2 separate regions of the Homo sapiens genome follow, and region 1 is linked to region 2. The links are chromatin contacts, found by Hi-C or POLR2A ChIA-PET in ENCODE. All regions are on one chromosome and are shown on one strand. Each heading gives the region's core, a stretch centred on a gene start or an enhancer-like site at or near the end of the contact. The rest is flanking DNA. Distances are from core to core; before and after follow the strand shown.

Evidence for each region. A loop is a pair of places that touch in the nucleus more often than their neighbours do. ChIA-PET counts read pairs that join two places held with the same protein, here RNA polymerase II (POLR2A). Pooled maps may share reads with other maps.
Region 1: a loop to region 2 is called in a map of HCT116, with 2.8 times the contacts of the local background. The contact joins the promoter of ACVR2B-AS1 here to the promoter of VILL in region 2. A Hi-C loop is called at or near these places in 8 of 168 maps with a recorded cell type or tissue (CD4-positive, alpha-beta T cell, CD8-positive, alpha-beta T cell, HCT116 and 3 more), 6 of 37 single-sample maps with no recorded cell type and 18 of 50 pooled maps. POLR2A ChIA-PET finds 5 or more read pairs at or near these places in 3 of 52 experiments (WTC11 and activated naive CD4-positive, alpha-beta T cell).

Annotation. Positions count from the first base shown.
Region 1 is chr3:38,453,518-38,457,984 of GRCh38, reverse strand. It overlaps ACVR2B-AS1 (ACVR2B antisense RNA 1), which reads left to right and starts at 3,165. Exons shown (of 2, transcript NR_028389.1): 1 at 3,165-3,482. ACVR2B (activin A receptor type 2B) reads right to left here and starts at 4,095. Exons shown (of 11, transcript NM_001106.4): 1 at 3,611-4,095. The coding sequence starts at 3,662. RefSeq lists silencers at 2,426-2,605, 3,416-3,695, 4,116-4,235, 4,246-4,295 and enhancers at 2,241-2,825, 2,826-3,409, 4,014-4,467.
Region 2 is chr3:37,987,087-37,992,208 of GRCh38, reverse strand. It overlaps VILL (villin like), which reads right to left and starts at 1,423. Exons shown (of 20, transcript NM_015873.4): 1 at 1,380-1,423. RefSeq lists a silencer at 5,046-5,122.

The sequences.
Region 1 (4,467 bases), core at 1,916-4,415, 460 kb before region 2:
GACAGGGCAGAGCCTCGAGTGCCCAGCAGATACAAGGACAGGTAGCAGAAAACACTCTTCTCTGGGAGGGGCACCCACGGCCCATGGCTCTGTAGCCCATGTCCTTGGCAGCTACCGCTACACTAGGCCTGAGGGATGAAAGTCACTTCACTTCATGAGCTCACTCCCTCCGCCCTCCCCCAAGGAAGTGGCCAAGAAACTTCTTTGGGTCAGCCTATCAGAGTAATCAGGGCCTGCACTTCCTGATGGGATAGACAGGAGGCAGGTCCCTCTCCAAGAGCTCTGGTCACTTCACTTAGAATACTGTTTACCCCACCCCCATAAGCCCTTTGATCTGAACCCCAAGTACAGAGTACAGAGACAGGTGTCAGGAGTTCTTGTAGGATACAGCATTGAGTGTCCAGGATGTCCACTGAAATGCAAGAGCCAAATGGCTTGTTTCCCAAGGACACTCGGCCAAGCACAGACCACAAAAGACTTGAAGAATTATTAAAGAACCAACTAACCACTGACTGATCTTGTGACAAGCACCATGTGACATTTATTACACCATAAATTCTACCTTCCCTTCTGAGATTCCATTGTCTAATATGGTAGCCACTAACCAAATGTTCTGCAGAGCACTGGAAATGTGGAAAGTTAGAGTTGAGGATGTTCTGTAAGGCACACACTGGATTTTGATGACAGTACAAAAATGGAATGCAAAATGTCTCGTTTTAATACTGATCTCAGGCTGAAATTACTTTGTATATATCAAATTCAGTGAAATATACTTTTTTTTTGAGACGGAGCCTCACTCTGTCACCAGGCTGCAGTGCAGTGACATGATCTCGGCTCACTGCAACCTCTACCTCCCGGGTTCATGCCATTCCCCTGCCTCAGCCTCTGGCGCAGCTGGGACTACAGGCGTGTGCCACCACACCCAGCTAATTTTTGTATTTTTAGTAGAGACGCATTTCACCACGTTGGCCAGGATGGTCTCGATCTCTTGACCTCGTGATCCTCCCACCTCAGCCTCCCAAAGTGCTGGGATTACTGGCATGAGCCACTGTGCCAGGCCAGTAAAATATACTATTGAAGTTCATTCCATCTCATGGAAAGAATGTGTCCCCCCAAAATTCATACAATGAAGTTCTGACCCCCAGTGTAATGGTATTTGGAGACGGGACCTTTGGGAGGTAGTGAGGGTTAGATTAAGTCATGAGGGTGGGGCCATCAGGTAATGAGAACAGGATTCACAGTCTTACAAAAAGAGGAAAACACCCCCTTGCCCCACCCCACCCCTGTCATTTGAGAATGCAGTAAGAAGGCAGATATCTGCAAGCCAGGAAGAGGGTCCTCACCAGAACCCAACCATGCCAGCACCCTGCACCCTGGGCTCAGACTTAGAGCTTCCAGAACTTTGACAATATAAATTTCTGCTGTTTAAGCCACCAGTCTACAGTATTTTGTTATGGCAGCCCCAGCTAAGACACAGCTGTTTCTTCTTCCTTTTATTAACACGACTACTAGAAAACGTTGTTTTATATCTATCCATAGTTCATACACTATTTCTGTCACACAGCACTCTTCTAGATGTTCCTTCTAGCAGGCATTGTGTGCTGCACAGTATGGGGGTTATTCCAAACAGCAAGCCAGGAGCTTGAAATTAAAGGGCATCCCTGAAGCCAAAGCAACAGGACGGTCAGGTCTGCTCCAAACTGGGCCTGGGGCAGCTCTTTTCACAGTTCTCCACAGGTCAGGGACTGGTTGATGTGACTACAAGAAATACCCAGTGACCCCCACCTTCCTCCCAGGGCAGGAATACAGGTCCTTATAGTGTGACTCTGACTGCCCCCTGGCAGGGTACACTGCTCAGCACTGCCCAAGCTAGGTGACTGAAGCAGAGGAAAAAGAAAGGACATACAGTCCTTCCAGGGGTCTGATGCCGCCCTGCCCTGCCTAAGGAGGGAGGTGTGAGACTGGTGTGATCCCCAGATCCCAGGTCTCAAGCTGTCCTGTCTTGGGAGGAAGCTCTCCTAAAGGCCTGGGCTTGGAAGAGCCCCAGCACTTCCAGGGATCAGGCACCCAGCGGGTCTGGAGGCAGTCAGGTGGGCTGCGGTCTGCCTATCAAGTCAGCTTGCTGCCGCCCTCCCTCTAGCAGACCAATGCCTCCCCTTTCACTTTCGAGCACTCCTTCTTGGGGAAAAGGCATCCCAAGGGAGCGGGGCAAAAAAGAGCAGAAAGTCCAACACGACCACCACTTCGCCTCCAAGAAGCGGCTCCAGGAGAGCTGCAACGCCCTCTTCCATACGGTACTCAGGTGCCAGCTGGTCTTTGCCCTTCGGTTTCCGGACTCAGGCTGCGCGCGCGCGCGCTACTACCCTACAGAACTCACTCGCTTTCGGTGTAAACTAAGCCTCACGACGACGCACAGGAGAAGGTAGAACCAGGGTGGGAATGGGACGCAGATCCCAAATCCCCACCCCCGCAGCAGCGTGGGGACTCCGGCCCCGCCCCTGCACGCCCGGCCCCGCCCCTCGAGGGTTTCCCAGACTCCAGGCGGCTGCCACCGAGGGCGGCGGGGGACCCGCGCTGCATGTGTAATGGGGGCTGGGAACAAAGACGCGCAGGACCCGGCGGCCGGGTACCAGCCGCCCCGACCTTCTCGCCAGAGCTTCAATGCCCAGCTCCCCACGTTTCCCAGGACTGGCCAGGGGACGTCCCGGCGCGCCCGCCGGGGTTAGGCGCACCCCGGCACCACTGAGAGAGGGAAATCGGTGCTTGGACCGTAGGAGAAACAAGCTTTCCAGGCGGAACTCCGCTTGTTTACGCCCGCGCCCACATACCCCCAAACACACATGCGCTGGCCGAACACCTCCAGCCACACGCCCGCAGCCGCGGGCGAGCTGAGCGCTGGTCACCCACCCCGCCACGTGCCTCCTGGAGGCCCGAAGGAAGAGGGACCTGTTGGGTTTTCCATCTTACCCACCCCCTCCCCTCCCAAGTGCCCAAACAAAGCGGTCCCGCGAAGCGACCACACTCCGCATCCCGGGGCCAACGGCAGGGAAAGAGGGAGCAGGTGGGAGCCAGCACCAACAGCCCGCCGGGCCGGTAACGCGACGCAGACTGGTGGCAAGAGATGCAGGGGACTTTGGGCTGCGTGAAGCCGCCCCCTTCGCTTCGCTACACTTAGTGACTCTGAGGGACATGCAACCCTCCCCGCATGCTGCTGCTGCTGCTGCACCTACAATCCTGCCACCCCCAATGAGATCTGCCCACCCCTCTTGGCCGCCTTCCCCACGCTCAGGTTTTCCTCACTCTTTCCCTGGGTTCCACGCGCCCGCGTAGCCCGAACTCCGACCCTGAGGCTCCGCGTCCCGGCCCCCATCGCAGGGGCGCCTCTAGGAACCAGAATCCCGCAGATGACTGCACAGACAAGATCGTGCCCCCAAGTTCGGCGAGCCGGGCGCCCACCGCGCCCCCAGCCCACGCCCCCGGAGGTGAGGGCTGAATACAGGTGGTGCGGCGACGAGGCCCCGGGCCCGCCCTTTGTTGGTAAACACCGCGCGGCGCCAGAGGCCAGCCCCGCGCGCCCTCTCGGCGTCCCCGCGCCGCGCCCAGTTCTTACCGGCGCACAGCGATCCCCAGAGGAGGGCGAGGGCCACCCAGGGCGCCGTCATGTTCCGCGGCGCCGCCCCGCGCACACCCGGAGCCCGCGGGCAGGGCCGCACGGCGCTCCCGGGGCGCGCAGGGCCAGGCGGCGGCTGCGCTCTCCTTCCCGCTCCTTCCTTCGGTCTCGTTCCCTGCGCGCTTCCTGCGCCTTCGTCCCCGAGCAGCGTTCGGGCTCCAAGGGCCGGTCGGCGGGGCCGGGCTCAGGGCCGCTGCGGGCGGCGCAGGCTGCGGCCCGGGCTCCGGGGCGACGCGGGGGCCGGGGGGCGGCGGCGGGGCACGGGCCGGGGCGCGCCCGACTCAGGCATAGCGCGGCGGGGCTGGGCCCGGGCCCCGGGCGCAGGGGCCGAGTCCGGAGGGGCCATGAACGGGGGGAGGGGTGGGGGGGAGGGGAGCTGAACCGAGTCCAAAATGGCTCCTGAGCGGCGGCCACGGAGCCGAGCCAGCGGGGAAACCCGGATGTTGGATACAAAGAGGCGGGCGGGCTGGGCGGGGAGGGGGAGGGGAGGCGGGCCCTCCGGCCGCGTGGTCCGCGCCCCCCTGAGGGGCGGGGCCCCAGAGAAACAACAACACGGAGGCCCCGCCCCCATCCCGCGCCCTGTGGGAGGACGCGCGTGCACCAACTTGCTGGAGGACAGGGCGGGGCGCGCGGACGGAGGTGGCGGGAATGGGCTCCTGACCACTTTGCCCGGGAGCCTGTGGCCACTGCACTCGCAATTAGTGCCCCGCACGCTCGAGCCCAAGCTCCTGACACATGCTGCCCTACAACCCCGGAATGAGTGGATAGTCCCGGGACTCTGGCCCAGACGCCTCTGT
Region 2 (5,122 bases), core at 174-2,673:
CCAGAGGTGCAGACAGAAACTGTGAGCTGTAGCTCATGGAAGAGTACAACATGGTGACAGAGTGCCAGAAAGACTACTGGATGGCCTCAGAACAGTGTCAACCAGGGCACATGGGGGACTGGAAAGTCAAACTGGCAGCCAAAAAGTTGGGACTCGGCTGGTGTCACTGGGAGAGGCAGCATCGCCCCCAGGGGTCCGGGAGCCCGTCTGATATCCAGCCCCAGCCCGTAGAGCCAAGCCCTCAGCTGCCAGGGCTGAGGTCGCACTCGCATGGCACCTGTGTTCATTCTCTTTCACCTGGACTCCAGGGAGGAATGGGTGCTCAAAGATTGGGGGCCTCCTCCCTCCCCACAGTGCCACCTCCAGCCTCCCAAGCCCTCCTGCCCTCTTTCCTCAGGGGAACCCCCCACAGTGCCCCCTCCAGCCTCCCAAACCCTCCTGCCCTCTTTCCTCTGGGGAACTCCCTTTCACCACCTTCCCAAGTGGGAACCCTCCTATCCCTGGTCCTCTCCCTTCTCCTAGAAGCCCTCCTTCTCTTCCCTGGGGGTGCACTTCCTCCACTCAGGGCCCCTTTCTCTTCCGGATGCCCAATTCCTTCCCTGGTTTCCCTTTCTCTCCCCATGCCCCACGCCTCCGCTTTTCCAGGGTTTCCCTCTGTCCCCACTGGGTGCCCCTGCCTCCCCCTGGTTCTTCTTTCTCCCCTCTGATTTCCCCTCTCCCCTGGGATCCTTCCCTTTTTCTCCCATTTTTCCTCCCCAGGCACCTCCTCCTTTCCTGGTTCCCTGTCTTCCCCTACACCCCTCCCTCTCTCCCTCCCCACCCTCCTCCCCAGGTCTTTCCTTCTCTTCCCCAGGCTCCCCTCTCTTTCCCGGGGCACTCCCTACCCGCTTCACACACCCCCTCTTCTCTCCCCCTGCCCCTCGTGTCCCTGGGTGCCTCCTCTCTCCTCGCTTTCTCCCTCCTCCAGTGCCTCTTTCTCTCCCTACAGGAGCCCTTCCTTCTTTTGTGGGTACCTTTGAAGGGAGCCCGAGATTACCTTGCTCAGTTTCCATGGAGCAGGGAGTGGTGCCGCCCTCTAGAGTGAGGGGAAAGGAGGATGGGGCCAGGGTTGGGGGCAGGCACACTGAATTTGTGGGCCACGGACTTCCCTGCCCATCTACAAAATCTGCCACTTTCTTCCCCTTGGGCTGCCGGCCACAGCTGCCCTGCCCCATCAGTGTTTTCACCTGCTGGGCTGCTGCCGCCTCCCAATTCTGCCGCGGAGGCTCTGTGGCCCTGAGCCCTGGGACCCTATGCTCTATGCCCTTGACTTGAATAGCCCACTCTGCCCCACTGGTTCCCTGGAAACCCCCGCCCCCCAACTCTCTGCCCAGGCCTACCTGCTGGAAACTGCTCCCGCGCCTTCGCCCTGCCTGTGGGCAGTGCTAGGCCTGGCACGGGGCCAGTCTCTGCCTCCCTACTCCTGGTCCCCACCACTGTAACTCAATCCTAGCTCCTGCCCTGCAGGACACACCCCACCACACAGTGCTCAGCGGGCTAGGCATTCACTTAGTCAGCCAGTCAACAAATATCGAGCAAGCCGTCGGGACCAGCGCCCTCCCCAGGGCTATGGTTAAGTCTCCCAGGTCTCACTGCCTGGGTACCAGTGGCCAGAGAGAGCAGGGGATGGAGGCCTGGACTGGGCTAAGAGGTGGGGTGTGGAAGATACTGGGATTTCCTTCTCTGGAGTACTAGATGGGCCCCTGATCCCTCACCCGGAGTGGTGGGCTCCGCCTGGACCAAGAGGGCCAGGCCACTCCAGCAAACTTTAGGAGGAAGTAGGACCAAGGCTGGGGGCTGTGGGGTCAGGCTCTGTGAGACCCAGCTCACTTCAGGAGGGGAAGGTGGTCAGGGCTCCCTCTAGATATTTCTGCTGTCCCTACCCAAATGTGAGCTCACTGCCTGGCACAGCCCTCCTCAGGGAACCCTGATACCCATCATGGGAGAGGCCAGTCCAGCTCTTGCAGCGAAGACACCTCTCCCTCACCTCAGCTGCCACTCCACTGCCACTCTCTCTCTCTCACTGTGGGGTGGAGGGGCTGCAAACAGAGCCTTCCAGAAACTCCAGGGGCACAACCTCCTCTTGGCGGCTTAGGGCCTCAGTCCCAGCCAAGGCCCAGCCAGCGTGGGCCATCCCATCAAAGCCACGCTGCTAAAGCCTGCCCACTGCCCAAGACCCTCTCCCTGTGTTCAGTCTTCACCCCACAAAGGTCTCTGTTACAGGGGTCTGGGGACTTGGGGACTCGGGGGCAGTCTGTGTCCAGCAAGACCTACAGCTAGTGTGTGACTGTGTTTAACAGACACAATGCAGGGTCCCTGTGTGTGAAGGGATGCCTGTGTCACAGGCATTTGGCTCGTCCCCATGTGTGCCATTGCCTGTCCGACCTCATGTGTGTGCCTGTATCCTGGCATGTCTGTCTGATCCCCACTTGGGACAGGGACCCTGTCTGTGACAGTGGCAGTGTGTCCACTGTACCTGTGCATACCCGTTTCCCTGTCCCTTTTTGTCTCTGTGCCCAGGAAGACTCTGTGTCCTCACTTCTTCCCACCGACTCTTCCCCCATCTCCCCTCAGCCCACCCGCTCTGTTTGTTCTTGAATTCCCTGGCAATGGCTCTTTCCTAAGTCACCAATGCCCGCTGTCAACCAAGCGGCAGTCAGTTCAGTCACCATTGTTCCTTCCCCTCTCACTCCACCTGTCTCCTTCAGGCCTCTAAATGGCAGCAGGAGCAGAGCTTGGGCCTTCACTCCTGTTTGTTTTCCAGTTTCCTTCCCAGTTCCAGTCTGAAGGCTGCAAATAGCATGGAAACGCCAGTGTCTCCCTGACCCAACTCCCCCGAACCTTGCCCCGGCCTAAGTCTCCATCTTCCGTCTGTCACATCTCTCCCAGCACGTTTGGTCTCACATTTAACATCGCCTCAGGCCCCTCCCAGATCTACCCTCTCTGAGCCCCAGGAACACGTTCAGTGTGAACATCCAGAGGGTGCTTAGGCCCCAAACCTGGAGTTGCCCTGATTTCTCTCTCCCGCAAGCCACTGGCCCGTCGGCAGCTGGTTCATGGTGGATCCTGGGCCTGGCCCTCCCTCTCACGCCTCCTGCCTGCTCCGGAGCCAGCCTCCCTCTGTGTCTCTGGGTCTGCCTGGCCGCTACGACCATCCTACCACAGTAGCCAGAGGGATCTTTTTTCCTAAGATTTAAAAAAATTGTGGTAAAATATAAAAAATCTTTTTTTCACAAGATTTAAAAAATTGTAGTAAAATATACTTAAAATTTACCATTGTATCCCCTTTTTATTTATGTATTTATTTGAGACAGAGTTTTGCTCTTGTTGCCGAGGCTGGAGTGCAATGGCATGATCTTGGCTCACTGCAGCCTCCGCCTCCCGGGTTCAAGTGATTCTCCTGCCTCAGTCCCCTGAGTAGCTGGGATTACAGGCATGCACCACCACACCCGGCTAATTTTGTATTTTTGGTAGAGACGGGGTTTCACTATGTTGGTCAGGCTGGTTGCGAACTCCTGACCTCCAGCGATCCACCGGCCTCAGCCTCCCAAAGTGTTGGGATTACAGGCGTAAGCCACCACGCCCGGCCTGTATCCACTTTTAAGTATACGGTTCTGTGGTGTTAAGGACACTCATATTGTTGTGCAACCACTGCCACCATTTCCAGAACTCTTTCATCTTACAAAACGGAAACTCTGCAACTCTGCACCCATTAAACATAGACTCCCCATTGCCCCCAGCCCCTTGCAACCACCATTCTATTTTCTATGATTTTGACTAACTAGAGGGAAAATTCAACCTCAGAATTTAACCATAAACCCGCTCACATCACCCCCCTCCCCAAACCTTCCAGTGGCTTCCACTAAAACTGGGATGAAACTCTCAATGGCCGTTCCCGGCTGCCTCTCCCATCACTCTCCCCATGGCTTACTGTGTTCTGGCAATATGATTCCTTGTGTCCCTTGAAGACGCCCAGGTCGTTGTCTGCAGACCTTTGCACTGCAGGCTTCTCTGCCTGGAAGCCCCACTCTCTATATTCCCGTAGCTGCTCCTTTACTGCATTTAGGTCCCAGCCAAAATGGCAGCCCCACAGAGGGCCCTTCCCGCCCTCCTTAGCCACAGCAGTCTCCCTCCTCAGACATCACCACTTTCCTCATCGTGGTGCTCCAAGAAGCTGGTCTCTTTGCTAAGTGGGATCTTTGGTTAGTGTCTGTGTCCCAGCTGGACTGTGAGTCACTGTGGGCAGGGCCTTGCTGTTGTCCACCTGTGTCTAGAACGGTGCCTGGCGCACTGCAGTTGCTTAATAAAACGTTTGCTGACATGTTTCTGTGGCCTGCGCCTGACCCAGTGTGTGTGTGTGTGTGTGTATCTGGACCCTTTACTGGGCTCAGTCCTCCTTCTCTGAGAAGCTGAGGGGGTGACCCCTTTCCACTTTGGTTGTGGGCCAGATACCCCAGCTGGCACAATCCAGTGTCAGCAGCTTAGTGGGGGGCATGAGAACTTCTCCAAGGCCCCAACCCTCGGAATTGTCTGGGTCTCTGCAAACCAGAAGATGTCACCTGGAGAGAACTGCCCTGTCCAGAACCACCTACTCTGTAACCTGTGATCCCAGGCCCAGGATAGATGGCAGTCTGGCCTTAGAGCCTGGCCTGGGGCCAAGATGAGCAGCACTGCCTTGAGTCTGGCCTGGACAGCCTCCGGCTCATGGCTGTCACACCCCAGGCACACAGAGGGGAAACTGAGGCCCAGGGCAGGCTCACAGGCAGCTGGGTGCTGCAAGAATGGGAGGGTGGGATGCCTAGCCTTCCCCTCCCTCCTCCCCCTAGCAGGAAAGGGGTCCCACCACCCCATCCCCATCCCCACCTCCACCCCTCTTCAAGGGGGCCTGCCAGGAGTCAAAAGGGCCCTGGGCAGAGTTTGCCTTGCTAGCAAAGCCCTGCCCTCTTCCTGCCCCAGCCTCCCTTCATCTACCACCCCCTCACTCATCAAGTTTCCAGGGCTTGGGGCCTACTTTGTTCCTGCCTGGCTTATCTCCAAGGCCCAGCCCGCTCCATGTCAATATTGACCCAGGTGAAGGAGTGGC